Linked DNA regions of Homo sapiens: region 2 is linked to region 1. A link is an interaction called in ENCODE POLR2A ChIA-PET data of the cell type or tissue named here. Cell type or tissue: K562. All regions are shown on one strand. Links, peaks and the distances in the headings refer to the core of each region. The heading gives the core; the rest is flanking DNA.

The links. Peaks named below come from ENCODE experiments on the same cell type or tissue, not always from the same donor. Only the 100,000 strongest peaks of a DNase experiment are listed, where the experiment ranks them.
Region 2: POLR2A ChIA-PET joins it to region 1 with 8 read pairs; 2 of 35 experiments call an interaction of 5 or more read pairs at or near these places.

What each region holds. Positions count from the first base shown.
Region 1 is chr18:10,587,360-10,591,749 of GRCh38, reverse strand. No RefSeq gene overlaps it. Among named protein-coding and RNA genes, the nearest start is that of LINC01887, 37 kb to the left of the region's middle. In K562, for the core only: no CTCF peak of the experiment used is centred there; a DNase peak (open chromatin) is centred at 2,519; H3K4me3 peaks cover 450 bases.
Region 2 is chr18:10,664,812-10,669,201 of GRCh38, reverse strand. It overlaps LOC101927410 (a long non-coding RNA gene), which reads right to left. Exons shown (of 3, transcript NR_110777.1): 3 at 2,315-4,390. Among named protein-coding and RNA genes, the nearest start is that of LINC01887, 41 kb to the right of the region's middle. In K562, for the core only: no CTCF peak of the experiment used is centred there; no DNase peak of the experiment used is centred there; H3K27me3 peaks cover 2,891 bases.

The DNA.
Region 1 (4,390 bases), core at 239-4,238:
GCCTGGACCACAGAACAAGACGTTTTTTTGTTTGTTTGTTTTTTGCTTTTTGTTTTGTTTTGTTTTGTTTTTGAGATGAACTCTTGCTCTGTTACCCAGGCTGGAGTGCAGTGGCACTATCTGGGCTCACTGCAACCTTCACCTCCTGGGTTCAAGCGATTCTCCTGCCTCAGCCTCCAGGGTGGCTGGGACTACAGGTATGTGTCACTACACTTGGCTAATTTTTTTTTTTTTTTTTTTTTTAGTAGAGACAGTGTTTTGCCATGTTGGGTTTTGAACTCCTGACCTTAGGTGACCCATCTACCTCAGCCTCCCAAAGTGCTAGGATTACAGGCGTGAGCCACCACCTCCAGCCTTATTTTTATTTATTTTTGTGATAGAGTCTCACTTTGTTGCCTAGGCTGGACTGTAGTGGCACAATCTTGGCTCACTGCAACCTCCTCCTCCCAGGCTCAAGCAATTTTCATGCCTCAGCCTCCCTAGTGGCTGGGATTACAGGTGCGTGCCACCACGCCCAGCTAATTTTTGTATTTTTTGTATGATGGGGTCTTGCCATGTTGCCCAAGCTGGTCTCAAACGCCTGAGCTCAAGCAATCTGCCTGCCTGGGCCTCCCAAAGTGTTGGATCACAGGCGTGAGCCACTTAGCCTAGTCTGATTCTATTTTTTAAAAAAGAAAAAATCTCTCAGTTTTGTCTATGAGGCTCTCAAACACCATTTTATATTGGAGTTTCCAAGGCTTCCGTAGTGTAAGCCAGGATTTTTAAAACACAATGTGGCAAGGATACCACAATGTTACCACAACGCAACAATGTGTATCACAACAATGTATATACCACTATGTATACCACAATGTTATCCACTATAGCTGCTCCCACAGAAAAGTAGTTTACAAGACAGTGAAGTACAATATGAAACTGAAGATGTTAGAGAGGAAAACAGTGATTTGAAGAGTACTCTATAGAATTGAAACCAGCTAGCCCGGCACATTGGGGAACACCTCTGGTCCCAGTTACTTAGGAGGCTGAGATGGGAGGATCACTTAAACCCGGGACTTTGAGGCCACCCCAGGCAACACAAGAAGCAAAACCAAAAAACCCAAGTAGGCCGGGTGTGGTGGCTCAAGCCTGTAATCCTAGCACTTTATGAGGCTGAGACAGATGACTTGAGGTCAGGAGTTTGTGAACAGCCTTGCCAACATGGGGAAACCCCGTCTCTTAAAAAAAAAAAAAAAAAGCCAGGTATGGTGACACACGCTTGTAATCCTAGCTACCCCGGAGGCTGAGGCATGAGAATCCCTTGAACCCGGGAGGCGAAGGTTGCAGTGAGCAGAGATCATGCCACTGCACTCCAGCCTGGGCGACAGAACCAGATTCAGTCTCAAAAAAAAAAAAAGGTTAATGGCATTAAAAGTCAACTAATAAAATTAGTTAAAACTATGGACTTTAATGTTGTTTTAGCAATTTTTTTTTTGAGACGGAATTTTGCTCTTGTTGCCCAGGCTGGAGTGCAATGGCTCAGTATCAGCTCACTGCAACCACCGCCTCCCGAGTTCAAGTGATTCTCCTGCCTCAGGCTCCTGAGTAGCTAGGATTACAGGCGCCCGTCACTACGCCTGGCTAAATTTTGTATTCTTAGTAGAGACAGGGTTTCACCGTGTTGGCCAGGCTGGCCTCAAACTCCTGACCTCCAGTGATCTGCCCACCTCGGCCTCCCAAAGTGCTAGGATTACAGGTCTGAGCCATCACGCCCGGACAGTTTTAGCAAATTTGACAAAATGTGGGTAATTTATTCATATAATATAAAGTACCTTTTGGCCAGGCGTGATGGCTCACCCCTGTAATCCCAGCACTTTGGGAGGCCGAGGCGGGCGGATCATGAGGTCAGGAGATCCAGACTATCCTGGCTAACACAGTGAAACCCTGTCTCTACTAAAAATAGAAAAAATTAGCCTGGCCTGATGGCGGGCTCCTGTAGTCCCAGCTACTTGGGAGGCTGAGGCAGGAGAATGGCGTGAACCTGGGAGACAGAGGTTGTAGTGAGCCGAGATTGCGCCACTGCACTCCAGCCTGGGCGACAGAGTGAGACTCCATAAAAACAAAAACAACAACAACAACAAAAAAAACAAAAAAAACCACCTAATATTCATTAATTGAAAATTAGAAATTACATTAAAATATTCGGTTCTGTTTTTTTAACTATTCTACTTTTATATATTTTGGGAGATTATTTTCTTTAAAAATTCTGTTTTATATGTTTGATTTACTAATTGTTTTATCTGTTTACTGAAATTAATATATGCGAGTAGGAAAATTACCTTTCTCTTCCTTCAGCCTCCGCTGGCTCTGCAGCCCTGAGTCTCCGCGGAAGCCTCCCGCGGCGGGCGGCGGCGGTGCCTTCTACCCAGTGCCACCGCCTTCTACCCGGTGCCACCACCACCGCTGCCTCCTCCGCTGCCCCAGTGCTGGCCGTTCCTGGGGACGGACGCCGGCGAGCGGCCGTGGCCACGCCTCCTGGCCCGGGGCCATCGCCTCCCGGCCCGGGGCCACCTGGAGCCCACGCTGGCTTGAGGAGCCACCGCCGCTGCCAAGTAATAGCGAGCCAATGAAATAAATCACCCACAAAGTATCAAGGACGTGGCTGGCAGCAGAATTCAGTGAAAGCAGAAGCTGGGGCTCACACTCCCGGAGCACACGAGAAACACAAGCCTCTCTCCTGTCACACACGAAGCCATGTTCAGAAGCAAACAACAGCCTGGAAGGTGATGCGACCCCCTTGTAAGCCTTGAGTAATAGTCAAAGGTGAATCATCAGAAAGAACCACACATAGGGCCCAAGTAGAAAGATTTTTTAAGTGGGAAATCAACATAAGCAAAAAGCAGAGGACAAATGTGTGTCATAAGAGATACTACACAAGAAAGAGGGAGAATTTAGATAAGTACTTATCCATAGTCAAAGAAATTACACACAGAGATGCACGCGCGTGCACACACACACACACGAAAACAATATTAGAGTTCAAAGCAATTTTCTAAAGAAAAAATAAAAAAAATTTAAATGCGAAAGAGATGAAAGTGGCATTGCAAGTAACAAACATGCAAAGAGTAACCACGAATTAAAACACAGAGGCAAAGTAGGCAGGACAGAGCATCACAGGACAGTTCTTAAAACGATCGGCCGGGCACGGTGGCTCACGCCTGTAATCCCAGCACTTTGGGAGGCCGAGGCGGGTGGATCATGAGGTCAGGAGATCGAGACCATCCTGGCTAACAAGGTGAAACCCCGTCTCTACTAAAAATACAAAAAATTAGCTGGGCACGGTGGTGGGTGCCTGTAGTCCCAGCTACTCGGGAGGCTGAGGCAGGAGAATGGCGTGAACCCGGGAAGCGGAGCTTGCAGTGAGCCAAGATTGCGCCACTGCAGTCCGCAGTCTGGCCTGGGCGACAGAGCGAGACTCCGTCTCAAAAAAAAAAACAAAAACAAAAAAAAAAACGATCAGATAGAAGATGTCATGGATGACCCAAACGCAAATGCACCATGGTCACAATTTCTTCCCAAAGAAGAAAGTGAAGCAAATGAAACAGAAAAGACTCAAAATTATCAAAGAGCCAAAGGACAAGCACGGTGGGTGGGTATGCACACTCCTACCACTGCCCCCGAACAAAACTGTGGAAAGGAGAGGAAAAGAGTAGAGCAGGTGAAATCCTCAAACTAAGGAGTACAAAGAAAGGAATGGTAACACGTCTAGCAGGTCAGAAAGCAGAGAGCGGAGAAGGACCGAGATAGCGGAATCTAAGTGCCTATGGAAGGGGATACCAACAGGAAGGGGCCACTCCACCCCCACAGAGCCCCAGAAAGTCTGGAAACTCGATGTGCCAGGAGTCATAGAAATGAGGTAAGAGTGGACAACAGGGAAATGGGTCCAAATTCTGGTTGCAGAGCAGTTAGCGCCCCATAGCCCGCGGCCCATTATGCTCAGTTGAGTGAAAACCTCTTGTTCAGGATTCTGGGAGCAGGAGAACAGGACTGCCTGGGAGGACTGAATGAGGTCTGCTTCCTGCCTGCAGGACTTTCCACCCTGCTACCTGCTCATGGGAGATGGGCCACCATAGGACATGGGGGGAGGGTCTTCTCCAGAAAGACCACTGGCCCAGAGAAATGACCTTCAGATACCAAACATCTGGAGTTTCCGAAAAGAAGCTTCTGGATACCTATTCAAATCACCCTATGCAAAGCCCATTTATCCACAAGCCTTGCCCATCAACAGCTCTTCCCATTAGCCTTTTGGTATGCCCCTCTAGAGTTAAGGGAGTCACAAAGAACCACCAGACATTTAAGGTCGTTCAGCATGAAAGACAGAAGCCAAAACATACACGAAAATGGAATGTAGAAG
Region 2 (4,390 bases), core at 329-4,328, 77 kb before region 1:
GGATCCCACACCAGCAAGCCATTGTCATAGCCATCCCCTGGGCAAGGACTTAACCTTAAATGAGGGTTTTTGCCTTTGAGGGACAGGGCCAGCCATGGGCATGTGGGTGTCCAGAGGGGATCCTAGGAGATTGCATTACCCATCACTGTCTACCCTTGGACACCGGCTTCCAGAGTAAGCCTGTGAGGTCTTACTTCTCTTGCAAGGGAAGAGCAAAGTGAAAGGAGCTACAGGCCCCCCTGCAGCTGGTTTCAAGGCCAAAGTGAGACTCATCACCCACCCCTCCCGCACCCTTTCGAGATCCCTTCACCCTTGGCCAGCAGCCCTGGCGGGGTCAGCCAGACCCTGAAGCCGAGGGGCCCAAAGTCCTGGTTTCAAGCCCTCCTCGGGTCCTGGCTACAGCTTTGCCTCTTTGTCATTCAAACTGGGCACCAAGCACCAAAGAGGGATGATCCCCTGAGCACCAACATACTCTTCCCTGCCTGGCTGGGTGGCAACAGCCTCCTTGTTCTGCTGACCTGGGTTGATTAGCCCAGTCAGTAAGGTGACCGCTTGCCTTGCCATATCTGTGGCATTTGTTCCCTTACTGTACTTCTGAGTCATCCCTTCCCAAACCATGTTTTACTTTTTCGCTAATTTCTTCCCGAATGCTAACTCATTTCTGAGTTTTCTAATTCTGATTTTTATTGTTCTTTCATGTCTTCTATTATTTTCTGAATTTATGTGAGTTCATTTTGAAACACTGGATTATGGTTTCCACCCATTGGTGAGCATGTCTTTCTGGCAAACTTTGACAGTCTCAAAGGCCACCAGCCTGCCCCTTATTCTTTTTCACTGGCCACATTTGGTGTTGGATTGATGCACAGTCCTTCCCTGTCACTCCTTTGCAGGGGTTGTTTCCCTGACGTCAGGGTAGGAAGCTCTTCCAGCTTCGCAGCACTGGAGGCCCCTCCGCTGTGGTTTTCACTGGTTCCTAAGTGCGCCCTTCCTTCCTGAGACCTCCGCTCTGTCCCCCCGCCCACTCTGGGCCCTCTCTTCCCAGTAGCAACTGGTCTGCGCTGCATAGACTCTCCCCAACAGCTTCTTCTCAGGGCCGATGTGGCATGGGGCCTGGTCGTGGGAGGGAGCTACAACCTGTCACTTTGGAGAGTTTACAGGCCTAGCCCTGCGCAGCCCCTCACCCACCAATGAGTATGGGGAAAAGAAAACCCTCCAGGGTCCAGGGGCCATCGCTTGTTTGGGTGACCTGATCCCAGCTCTGCCTGGCAAGGCCGTCCTCGTTCCTCTCTTCTCCCACCTGTGAGGGGCTCCTCCTGCAGCTGTCATGTCATTCTTTGGAGTCCAGGTTTGTCCTGGCCTAGTTCTCATCTGCACTTCTTTTGTTTGTTTGTAGGGGAGGCAATAGGGCATGACTGAGGAAGTGCCAGGCTCTAGACTGCACTACCTTTATCTGCCCAGAATTCCCCTACACAGACTCTTAAGCGCAATATTGAATGAGGAAAGAATACATTACATTTCATGGAGAAAACAGTCTGAAACTACATTGCCCAAGTTAGATTTGGCATAAAAGCACTTGGTACAAACAGTGCACACAAATGATTGGTTCTCAGAGTCTACATTGTTTTGAATAAGGGGCATTTTTAAAAATTAAAATATTATTATTATTTTTGAGATGGAGTCTCGCTCTGCCACCCAGGCTAGAGTGCAGTGGTGCAATCTTGGCTCACTGCAAGCTCCGCCTCCCGGGTTCATGCCATTCTCCTGCCTCAGCCTCCCGAGTAGCTGGGACTACAGGTGCCCACCTGTAAGCTCCGCCTCCCAGGTTCACGCCATTCTCCTTCCTCAGCCTCCAGAGTAGCTGGGACTACGGGTGCCCACCACCACGCGTGGCTAATTTTTTTGTATTTTTAGTAGAGACGAGGTTTCACTGTGTTAGCCAGGATGGTCTTGATCTCCTGACCTCGTGATCCGCCCGCCTCGGCCTCCCGAAGTGCTGGGATTACAGGTGTGAGCCACCGTGCCCGGCCTAAAATATTAAAGTGTTATATTAAGACATAAGTATCTGTGGTTATATTCCCACATATTTTTATTGAACACATTTGCCTATTATTCAATCTATTTTATTAGGATTTTCAGAGTAGTATTTTTCCCTATTATTTGCTTTCTAGTTTATAAAGGTTTTTATCTTTATTTTTTTTTTTACTTCTTTGTGTTATTCTGTATTCTTCTTCTGACCTTTTGGGTTGGATACATAGCTTGGTACTGAGCTATCTAGTGTGTCCCAAATCAGAAATATAAATGCTGCAGACTTAGAGAACTCATCATTTGGAAGTTTATTTAAATATTCCCCATTACTTCAGCATTGCAAATTTGAGTATTACATTTCAGCTTTTAGGCTGCATGTGAGACCATGTCCAGATGTTCATCCAGACCCACAGCATGGCAGAGGCCTTGTTGTTCACTGGCAGTCTCCATCAGACCTTCCGTCCCAGGATGTTCTTTGGAGGATCTTCAAAGGCAACCTTCCTGTGGCTGCTTCTCCGTGTTTGCAGTTTGAAAATGGACTAGAACCACTAGCACAAGACAGCGGTTATCTTGCATGTCCATAGCAAAGATATTAGTATCTTAAATGTTTAAATTATTATCCTTTACAATGTTGCCTTTTCTAAGTTTGTATTATTTATACTTCTAACACCATTACAGTTTAAACCTGCAGTAAGACCTTTGGGAAGCCCTGTGTTTTCTTCCACGTAAGACTAAGTTCTGTACCTGAGACCTTCACAGCAGGGTTGCCACAGACGTCCAGAAGCACGGCAAGTGTAGGTATGAAAGCAAACCAGATGGTGAGAAAGGGGAGAGAAAGGCTTGCGGAGGGAATGTCCTGGAGGGAAGTTCGAAGAGACAGAGGAACTTCGGCAATTACGCTAGCATCGCAGACCTGACCCCCGCTGGAGTTTCTTTAAGGTATTCAGGGAAAGCCAGATAAAACTGTGCCTGCCTCTCCCACCCAGACCCTTACTCCATGTGCAGGGGCAGAGAAAGATTGCTGGAGATGGTTTCAGGAGCTGAGAGACTAATAATATCAATAATGTTCCAGTATTTGCTCTTACGACTATGTGTCAAACCCTGTGCTAAAAGCATGAGCAGTCAGAAACAGAAAGAGGGTTAGAGACTTGCCAAAGATGTGGTGGAGCCAGGACTTGCCTTGTTTCCCAGGAAGCCGGTCTGCACTGTGGGCCAGCCATCCTGCTGGCACTGCTTCTCCACCAGAGGCTCCTGTTGCTGCCTGGCGAGCACTGGCCGGAGAGCACCCCCACTTGTCAAATCGTGCCCCGCACCTGGGTTCCCACATACCTGTTTGGTATGGCCGGTGTGGGGGTTGGGTACTGGTGAGCAACTTTCCTCTATGCCACCTCTGTGCCTTCCACGTTATTTATTTCCCAGGCTAATGAATTACCAACAGGGAATTTTCAACCTGCATCCTTCAAGTAATGAGGGCAGTGGAAATGACTCTCCCCCAGCACCTCACCCAGCTCTGTCTCCAGCCCCTTTGCTCTGAGGTCAGAGAGTCAGATGGCTGCAAAAGCTGAGAGTATTCTGAGCTTACTCTCAGAATACTGAGAGTAAGAGGCGTGCCAGGTCTAAAGTGCCACCCAGGTCAAACTTGGGCGATTGGACGACCCTCCAAGGACTGCTAGAACCTCTGAGGTGTCATACTAAACCACAGAATCAGACTTTCATGCTTGGTGGCCTGGTCTTTCCATATTCCTTGATCATCTCACAAATTAGCTCACATGAATACAAAAATGCTTACCGATACGGATGATATAGAAAAATACGACTATTATTAAGGTCAATGCTTTAACAGATTAGGTTTTGATGTCTTTTCTATCTCAATCAAAATGAGACTTGGGGACATTTGACACTGACAGCTGGTGAAATCTTACCCTGCCCTTCACCAGATGCTCCATGCCATTTGCACTAACAGTACCCACATGTGCTTCAAAGCTGCTACTGTCGAAGGGAAGACAGCCCTCCAGCTCCACCCTGTCCTGGGGAGCTCGTGCAATCCACTCACCCTCCTTGGTTCGGCCACTTGGTTCTCAACCCCACATAGGAGGAGCACTTTCCTAAGCCACTGAGATTGTCAGACTTCCCTGGGGAAGTCTACTCCTTGGATCAGCCAGAAGGCATAGAGAAAAGGGGAGAAATTACCTTCCAAAGTGAAGGTTGTCTCTCTGTTCCCAACCTTGATGAAATCGCCAGAAAAGAACGTTTGACAGAGAGGCTAAGGCACTTTCTGCTGTGTGCCCCCTGGTCCCAGAGAAACAACATGCATTGTAGTTTTCATGGGGGCAGGACCCTTGCTAAGTGCTGTACGTACATGATC